3 separate regions of the Homo sapiens genome follow, and all the other regions are linked to region 3. A link is a contact called in ENCODE Hi-C or POLR2A ChIA-PET data. All regions are on one chromosome and are shown on one strand. The core of a region is the stretch at or near the end of the contact, and the rest is flanking DNA. Distances in the headings are between cores, read along the strand shown.

What was found. Hi-C counts contacts between places; a loop is a spot of excess contacts on that map. ChIA-PET counts read pairs that join two places held with the same protein, here RNA polymerase II (POLR2A). Pooled maps may share reads with other maps.
Region 1: a loop to region 3 is called in a map with no recorded cell type, with 16 times the contacts of the local background. The contact joins two enhancer-like sites. A Hi-C loop is called at or near these places in 2 of 37 single-sample maps with no recorded cell type and 3 of 50 pooled maps.
Region 2: a pooled map shows a loop between it and region 3 (6-fold over the local background). The contact joins two enhancer-like sites. A Hi-C loop is called at or near these places in 2 of 50 pooled maps. POLR2A ChIA-PET finds 5 or more read pairs at or near these places in 2 of 52 experiments (CD4-positive, alpha-beta T cell and activated CD4-positive, alpha-beta T cell).

Annotation. Positions count from the first base shown.
Region 1 is chr2:222,910,825-222,913,984 of GRCh38, reverse strand. All of the region lies in intron 4 of ACSL3 (acyl-CoA synthetase long chain family member 3), which reads right to left. Among named protein-coding and RNA genes, the nearest start is that of ACSL3-AS1, 7.2 kb to the left of the region's middle. Within about 2 kb of position 1,689, at least 6 of the 41 ENCODE cell types and tissues checked have a DNase peak (open chromatin) inside an H3K27ac peak, as active enhancers do.
Region 2 is chr2:222,788,366-222,791,416 of GRCh38, reverse strand. No RefSeq gene overlaps it. Among named protein-coding and RNA genes, the nearest start is that of ACSL3, 71 kb to the left of the region's middle. Within about 2 kb of position 1,801, at least 7 of the 41 ENCODE cell types and tissues checked have a DNase peak (open chromatin) inside an H3K27ac peak, as active enhancers do; they include CD4-positive, alpha-beta T cell, where a contact is called at or near this core.
Region 3 is chr2:221,516,252-221,519,272 of GRCh38, reverse strand. The region is part of intron 3 of EPHA4 (EPH receptor A4); the gene reads left to right. Among named protein-coding and RNA genes, the nearest start is that of EPHA4, 55 kb to the left of the region's middle. RefSeq lists enhancers at 933-1,432, 1,290-1,584, 1,433-1,934, 908-2,107. Within about 2 kb of position 1,397, at least 22 of the 41 ENCODE cell types and tissues checked have a DNase peak (open chromatin) inside an H3K27ac peak, as active enhancers do; they include CD4-positive, alpha-beta T cell, where a contact is called at or near this core.

The DNA.
Region 1 (3,160 bases), core at 440-2,939, 1.4 Mb before region 3:
GATAGTTGTAATAATCATGATAATGATAATGAGGGTAACTAACCTTTATTAGTGCTTACTACATGCTAAGGACACGGCAAGTGTTAACTTATTAAACTCTTACCATACCTGTAAAAAACTGTTACTATTATTATCCCTATTTTACACATGAGAATATGGAGATGTAGAGTAAATATAACTTGTTCAAAATCATGTAACTAATAAGTAATGGGACTAGAATATGAACCCAGGCAAACTCATTCCAGAGATTAAGCATAAAATCACAATGCTTCAACTGCACTGTAGAAAGAAGTCCGGGTCTTATTAAGCAGGTGAGTAAGGTGGCCTGATTAACAATTGTGAAAAATCATTTTTATGCTGTGTGTGAGTGAATTACAGTTGGGGGCAAGTGTGGAAGCAAGGAGGCCTGCTAAAAAAAAGGCGGGGGGAGGCTGTAAGGGATGTAAATCAGACACCCCTGATTTTTTGGCTTCAACAATTTGGTATGCAGCAGTGCCTTTAATAAATAGGATGAAAGGAGAGGGACAGTTTGGAAGGGGAAACTAAGAGAAGAGTAATATAATAACCAACCCACAAATCCCAGCCAAGAGACTGACCATAATTTGTTACATATAGCATGATGCAAATGTCCTAATAAATCAGAAAATAAGTTTTATACACATACACAAACAGGGTAAAAAAATGTGACTAAGAAATAACACAAAAGACGGCATTAAGAAAGAGGAAAAGAAAGCTAAGTCAACTTACAAGGACATAAATGAGTGTTTCTATTATCTTTTTGGATCAATTTAGAAGGAATGTCATAGTGAAGTCTTCTCTAAGCACCATATTACATAATCCCTCATTCTCTTCTTATTTTTATAAAATATCTAAGAAAAAATCAAGTGTTTCTGATGGCTCACAAAGTATATGAGCCAGCTTGTACTCTTTTCTGTTTCTATTTTTAGTCTTTGCAGCTTTGTTCTATTTCAGGTATACATGTATTTTAAGGTTGTCCTGAAATCATTTCACTGTTCATTTCAAGACGACGTTAGTGCAATGCATTTACTGCTGGGAACACTGGAATCAGGTGATGCTGACACAGGTTCCAGCTCTTAACTCTGCTACAGTTTTATAAAACCATATGAAACTTAAAAGGACCCTGAAAAGGCCTGCCAAGCAACCAAGTGCCTTTTGTTTTTCTGTCCCCCAAGGAAGAATCTGGTCGTAGTGAAGCTGGTGGCTACTCTACCTTGGACACAACGAGAGCAGGGTCATCGCCACTGCCTTTTTTCATCCACTCATCCTCCCCTCAGGACCTCAAAATAGACTGTTGGGATAAGATGGAAACAAAGCTTCAAAGTTCATTAATTTGAAATAAGGCTTGTGCATCTTTCCTTCAACCATATCAGATACAACATTCTGGGGTTAATCCCCAAAAGTCTTACTCAAAAAATATTTTAAATATTGCTACAACATTCGTTTTCTTTTCCAGTTGAAGATTATCTTCAAATATGGAAACTATTTAATGAAGACACACTTCACTGAGCTTGATCAGCTAGCAGGCACTAATAGCAGAAAGTACACAGCTTAACCCACCAGTTGTGAAAGTTCCCCTTTTCAACACCCTAGGCAGATGCTGCTACTGATGCAATGCAATGGGTGTAACAAGAAACCAAGAGAGGGGAAAACGAAAAAGGCCTAGCATGTTTAACATGCAGCTGAGATACCCACTCTGCAGTCTGCAGATCACTGCCACAGCTGCAACACAGAATGAACAGAAACTAAAGCCTCAGCTAACCAGCGACACTGCACACTTTCTTCTTGAGTATGGCCAAGAGAAACTACTTGTTTCATTTATTATATGCAAAATCTAAAAATTAATTCTACTTTCCCAATGAACCTAAAGAAAACTATAACATGTTCCCAAGACACAGTCTAGACACAGCCTTCTGAACAAAGTTTGATGAACCACAAATGCCAATTTCATAGCAAATGCTAGTAGGCAGATCTTCTGACATATAGAAATTCAAAACCTCCTTTTACTAACTAAATAAAACTTCACAGTAATGAACTATAGACAGAAAAAGTTGCTAAAAAACAGTCTGTCTCACCTAACTTTTATGAGTTCAAATACTTCATACTTTGTTGAATAATCATTGAATACAAAGGCACTATGGTTAAGATAAGCAGGAAAGAGCCACATACACTTACACACGCACATTTAGGAAACAACTATCATAGCTCTAGGATTTTATTTTGTCCAGTTATACTGATACACGAATTAGGAAGAAATTTCATATTCACCACATAAGCTTTTCTTCTTTTTACACAATTGAGAACTAGTTTGCTGCTGTACATACCGAATGACGACTGAAAGACAATACTAGCCACATTAAAATGAATAAAATATGTGTGGGATACCGGAGAAAAACGAAGCTTCCTGAAACATAAGACTTCTGTATATATGCTTAGACTAAAAGAGAATCCAACCTTTGAATTCAAATAGCATATCAAAGACAAAAAAATGAATCTATAAGCAGATAGAAAAGTAGAAAACTTTTGCACATAAAAATGTACTGTTTTCAGTACCTTCTCATAACTACCCGATTTCTCAAAAACAGACTCAAGAACAGAGTGCCATAAAAAGCTGTGCTGGTTGGGCGCTGTGGCTCATGCCTGTAATCCCAGCACTTTGGGAGGCCGAGGTGGGCGGATCACCTGAGGCTGGGAGTTCGAGACCAGCCTGACCAACATGGAGAAACCTTGTCTCTACTAAAAACACAAAATTAGCCGGACGTGGTGGCGCATGCCTGTAATCCCAACTACTCGGGAGGCTGAGCCAGGACAATCACTTGAACCCAGAAGGCGGACGTTGCGGTGAGCTGAGACGGCACCATTGCACTCCAGCCTGGGCAACAAGAGTGAAACTCCATCTCAAAAAAAAAAAAAAAAAAAAAGGCAGTGCCAGATATGTAAATATGACAAAAGCAAACTTCATTATGATAAAATGTTTTGGAAATTACAATCCATAGGCTGGAAAAGAAAAATCAAACATGCTTAACTCATGATTTCAATTTCTAGAAATGTGCTATTAACTTCAGCGAGATCTTAAATAGAAAAAAATTCAGTTTTTTCTAAGTCTGCAAAAGAAATAGGGAATATGTCTTAAAAATAAGGT
Region 2 (3,051 bases), core at 552-3,051, 1.3 Mb before region 3:
AGATGGAGTGTATTTATTCACTGGGGCTGCCACAGCGAAGTACCGCACACTGGGAGTCTTAAACAACAGATTTTTATTTTCTCATAGTTCTGGATGCTAGAAGCCCAAGGTCAATGTATCAACAGGTCTGGTTTCTCCTGAGGCCTCTCACCTTGACTTGCACGTGGCTGCCTTCTCGCTATGTCCCCACACGATCTCTCCTCTGCATCCACACATCCCTGCTATTTCTTTCTGTGGCTGAATTTCCTCTTCTCATAAGGACACCAGTCAGATTGGATAAAAGCCCACCCTAAAGATCTCATTTTCACTTAATCACGTCTTTAAAGGCCCTATCTCTAAATATAGTCACATTCTTTTTTTTTTTTTTTTTTTTTTTTTGGGATGGAGCCTTTCTCTGTGTCCTAGGCTGGAGTGCAATGGCACGATCTCGGCTCACTGCAGCCTCCGCCTCCTGAGTTCAAGTGATTCTCCTACCTCAGCCTCCCGAGTAGTTGCGATTACAGACTTGCACCACCACACCAGGCTAATTTCTGTATTTTTAGTAGAGACGGGGTTTCACCATGTTGACCAGGCTAGTCTCAAACTCCTGACCTCAGGTGATCCTTCCTCCTCGGCCTCCCAAAGTGCTGGGATTACAGGCAGGAGCCACCGCACCTGGCCTAAATATAGTCACCTTCTGAGGTAGCTTGGCATATGAATTTTTCAGAGGACACAGCTTGGGCCACAGCAGGGGAAACAGCTAAGACTCAGACCAGTTTATTCCAATTCTATTATTTAAACAGTTCCTGTAGACAAATGCTGGGTCCCTCAAGGTCTCTTCCTCTTCTCCTTCTGCCTGCTCCTCTCCAACATGGCCTCTGGGGTTACTGGGGTGTATGTGGTTTATACCAGGGGTCCCCAACCCCTGGGCCTTGGACAAGACTGGTCCATGGCCTGTTAGGAACTGGGCTGCACAGCAGAAGGTGAACGATGGGCAAGTGAGCATTACCTTCTGAGCTCTGCTCCTGTCAGATCGGTGCCAGCACTAGATTCTCATAGGAGGCCAACACTATTGTGAACTGTGCACATCAGGGATCTAGGTTGTGTGCTCCTTATGAGAGTCTAATGCCTGATGAACTGGAGCAAGTTTCATCCTGAAGCCATTCCCCTGCCACCGTCTGTGGAAAAATTGTTTTCCATGAAACCAGTCCCTGTTGCCTAAAAGCTGGGGGACCGCTGGTTTACAGGACCGTGGGTTGAATGATGACCCATGCTTGTCTGCTGGATCCACACTGATCTCCACAGAGGGACTGGTCTCCTTCCTGGTCTGCTTGAGAGCTGAGATGTTCCTGATCCCATGGCTTTGAGGAAGATCCGCTGGTTCCTCTAGCTGGCACCTGTGGTGCTGGTATCCCTGGTCTTGGGATCCCCATCTGCTGACCCAGGCCCCTGCTGGTCCACTGCACACTCAGAACGGCCACGACCTCCCTTCCAAGCATACGAGGAGGTCTCATTCCTGTGTGTGCCAGGTTTTGGGGAAAAGGACCACTGCTTCAGGCTTACCTAGCCCCTGGCTTCTCACGGCACCTGCCCACCATCATCTCATGCCGAGTTACACAGTCCCAACTTACAGACCTGCAGCTTCAGTTCTCCTGGGGGCCTGAGATGCTCTGGTTCCCCCAGATCTAGCTGAGTCCTTCTCTCTCTCTTTCTCCTGTCACTCATCACACACATACACACACACACACACACACACACACACACACACACGCATGCACACACAGTGGCCCTCAGGCAGAAGCAGGTAGAAATCTTTGTTTGAACTTCTCTGCTTTCCCTTTTGCTCTCTTCTTCTACTTGCCAGATGTGGGTTTCACTTTCCCTTCATCATATCCTCCTAGCCATAAAAAGTGGAAAACAATGACATATTGGTTTTTAAAAGTTTTAAAAGTGAAAGGACTTCTTTTTTATTTTTAAGAAAGAAACTCCATTGTCCAGGCTTAGTTCTTGATACATAACTTTAATAACTAAGTTAGTAATCCTTGCTCTCACTCCTACACCCTCTCTCGAGTCTGACAGTCAAGCCTATGGTGTTGTTGCATTTGATGCAGTTTTTTTAATTTGAGTCAAATCTGAGAAGTAACTGAGTTGCTCTACTGAATATTTGCCTTTTACCTAAAGTCCTGAAATGTCTTGTTTCAGTGGGTGAGAAGCCCACGGGAAATAAAGTTTCTAGGAGATGAATTCATACTTCACAAGAGTATCTTCCTTACATTCATTTGTGAAGTCCATGTGTATATCCCAACTGGAACAGGATTCTGAGCTCTGACTGGTGCTTTTGCAATTGCATCCCTGCTTTAAAATGCTCCAGTGATGCGGCCTTTGACGGGTTACTTAAACTTTTGAAGCCTAATCTTCATCTGTAACATAGGGAAAATAATACCATACCAATAAAATTATTGCGACGATTACATAAAATAATGCTTGCAAGTCCCAGATACCTTGTCAGCATTCTATAAATATGAATAATTATTATGGAAAACAGCTACTCCACTGAACATGGTGGCTCACGCCTGTAATCCCAACTCTTTGGGAGGCCAAGGCTGGAGGATCACTTGAGCCCGTTGAGCCCAGGGGTTCGAGATCTCACCATGTTGCCTGGGAAACATAAGGAGATCCTGTCTCTACACATTTTGTTTTTTTACGAATTAGCCAGGCATGTGGTTCTTGCCCGTGGTCCCAGCTACTTGGGAGGCTGAGGGTGATATGGGAGGATCTCTTGAGCCCAGGTGATCAAAGCTGCAGTGAGCTGTGATTGTGCCATTGCACTCCAGCCTGGGTAATAGAGTGAGACCCTGTCTCAAAAAAAAAAAAAAAAAAAAAACAAAGAAAAGAAAAGAAAAAAAAAATCCCAGCTACTCAAAGCTCTTGCTTCTTAGGAGAGTTTAGAAGATGCAGCTGCGATTGGTAGCGCCTTGAAACAACTGTTCTGGCTCTCTTCCAGCAGCTTCCTAGAGGCTCAGGAATTGGAATTCTTGGTCACCCAAGCAGAGTTCGCCTCTGTTTACTGAG
Region 3 (3,021 bases), core at 148-2,647:
CCTATAGACGATGTTTTGTTATATCCTGCTTTAAAAAAAAAGTGTTTAAAACTACATTTATAGCCACCCTAGCTGTTGCACTGCACTGTTTTTTGGTTAAAACATGCACCTGCTTTGTTAGTAAAGGAACCTTTGCCAAGTGAATTGTATGTGGGAGGGTGTGACTAACTCTGCAAAGGGACTTATCTCTTATCCTATCTGCCTGAGCTCCCAAGGCTGCCTTTGATAAGATTTATTTCTTCTTGCACCAGCCCCACCCCTCCAACCTTTACTGCTATCTTTCCTCTGAAAATTATTCATATCTAAATATTTTAACTTTTCAAAACTACTCTGCTCTCTGGTTTCATATTTTGTTGAGTGATCTAACCCTTCCTCTGGGAGACAAGTGCTCCCAAGCAAGAGAGCATTACAATTCTGCCTCCCCTGCTCCTCCCACCTTTTAAGTATTATCAGCAGACCTGCTTGCTTACCCGTGTTAGGATTGTGCTGTTTCCTTTTTGGCAAGCTTCAGCCAAGCCCATAATGTTGCAAGGCTGTTTGAAGGGAAATGTAAGTCACAATGGCAAGAAACATAGAAACAGAAAACATAGGAACAGAAAAAGAAAAGTAAATCTGAAATGATCTTCGTACAGCTTGGTTCACAGCAAGGAGTGGTCTGAGTTGCTTTCTGTGTCTAGACATTTAGATGCTAAAGGCAACTGTGTCATCATTCATTCATTCATTCGTATACTTAGTCTACATATTTGTGGTGAGTAGCCATCGTTACAGGTTACAGGTTACCAAATGTTAGAGATGTAATAGTAAACAGGATGGGCGTATTTGCAGCTGCTATGGATCTGAGAGTGTGTTCTGCAAAGGGTGATAGACATGAAACCTCAAAACACACAGTTCATGACTGGATTACAGTTGTGCAGCAGGAGCGGGTAAAGAGCGGGGTCTAGGGAAGAGAGATTTCCTAACCTAGACTACAGGCATCAGGAGAGGATTCTTGTTTCTTACAAGCTGGAGGTGAGGACCATTTTGCATTGGAGGATAAGGACTGAGCTCTTAACCACAGAAGCCATGGAGTGGGGAGGGGGAAGCATGAACAGTTTCAGATCTGAATAAATCCACTCAATTTCTCAGTTTTCCTGAAAACCAGCTACCTATTTTCTGCCTCCCAATTAGATGAAATTCTGTTCTGGGAGGAAACAGGAAAGTAAAGACCTCAGTTGTAAAACAACACTGCGCTGCCCACACCAGCAGCTACCTAATGTCAACCTGAAACCTCATAACTCACTTACTTCAATGGCTGTTGACAAACTCTTGTCAGCTGCACCCTTAGTTCCGGTTTGAATCACGCTCAGGAAGCTGGCCCCTCGGCTGGCTTCCTCAAGTTAGTGGGTGCTGTCATGCAGCTGCTATCAAGGTGTGGCCCACTTGCAAGTGGTCAGGACCCAGGGCCTGGTGGCCAAGCCTCATCAAAGCTGTTGTGATAGCACATGCGGGTGGCATTCTTGAGCTGGGAAGTGGTGTCCCAGTCTGCTTAAGTAGATGCAGACATGACTCATTTGGAAGGATACAGCCAAGGGGAAAATCAAAATTTGCTTTGTATGTCACTTGTTTGGAATCTTAAGTCCACTTAAAAAAAAAAAATGCCCTGCAACTGTGAGGAAGAGCAGAGTTAGTCCTTTATGTCACTTACTTGGAACTCTCGACTCCCGGCTCGCCCTCCTCCACCCTGGTCCAGGTGGCCATGCCCTCTCTGCTGGATCTCAAGGGCCTCCTTACAGGTCCCCTGCTTCTAATCATACTTCCTGTCATCCACGTTCTACCAGCAGCCAAATGAATCTTTTGACAATTTGTATCAAATCATATTGCCAGACTGAGAATAAAAACTAAACTCCTCACTGAGTTAAGGGCCTGTGGGCTCAGGATGACCACTCTGATCTCAATCTTGGCATGCCTCTTGCAACATTTCCTAGCATCAGTAATCTTCTGTCTGTCTAATACATGCCTACTGTAGGCCTTCTGCAACTTTCTCTTCTTCCTGGCATGCTTTCCCATGTAATGTTCACAATTGCTGGCCCTTTATTAATTGAGATCCCCTATGAACCACCTTCCCAGCCCCATCCTCAGTCTCTCATATTACCAGGTTTATTCTCCTGTACAGTTCTATCCCTGCCAGTAGAATATGTGCTCTGTGGAAACACAGGCCGTGCCAGTCATCCCTTCCCTATGTCAGGCACACGTAGGAGCGCTCAGCAATACATGTGGATGAATGAACCTTCACACCATAGAGCAAAGACATTTGTTTCCCTCTTTTTTCTGATCTGATTTTTAATAAGTGACAAAAAGAGCACAGGAGTGCTTGGGAATCTCTGCTAAGACAGGTAAGAGAAATTTCAATAAACAGTTTGGAGGGGTGGATTTATTTGGGGAAAAAAAAGGACCTTGCTCACAGTCCTAGGGCTGAGAAAGTGTTGGAGCTCAGTTCCTGAGCTCCATAAATGAGTCTGCACCAGTCCTGGAAGGAAAGATAAACGTGCTGGACTAATGTGCTCAATGGCATTTGAACTGAATTGTAAGTGACTTTGGGGTTTATCAGAGCATCCTAGGTTATTTGAGAATCACTGAATCTAGGTCGGGCATGGTGGCTCACCCCTGTGATCCCAGCACTTTGGGCCGAGGCGGGCCGATCACCTGAGGTCAGGAGTTCAAGACCAGCCTGACCAACATGGTAAAACCCCATTTCTACTAAAAATACAAATATTAACCAGGGGTCGCGGCGGACGCCTCTAATCCCAGCTACTTGGGAGGCAGAGGCAAGAGAATCACTTGAACCTGAGAGGCGGAGGTTGCAGTGAGCCGAGATCGTGCCTCTGCACTCCAGCCTACAGGACAGAGCAAGACTGCGTCTCAAAAAAAAAAAAAAAAAAAATCATTGAATCTATCAGATCATGGGAACCGTATAGACTTGGAATTTTTGAGGATTAAAAAGAGATATTTTAAATTATTTAGTCTGGTACTCTTAGAGGAAAC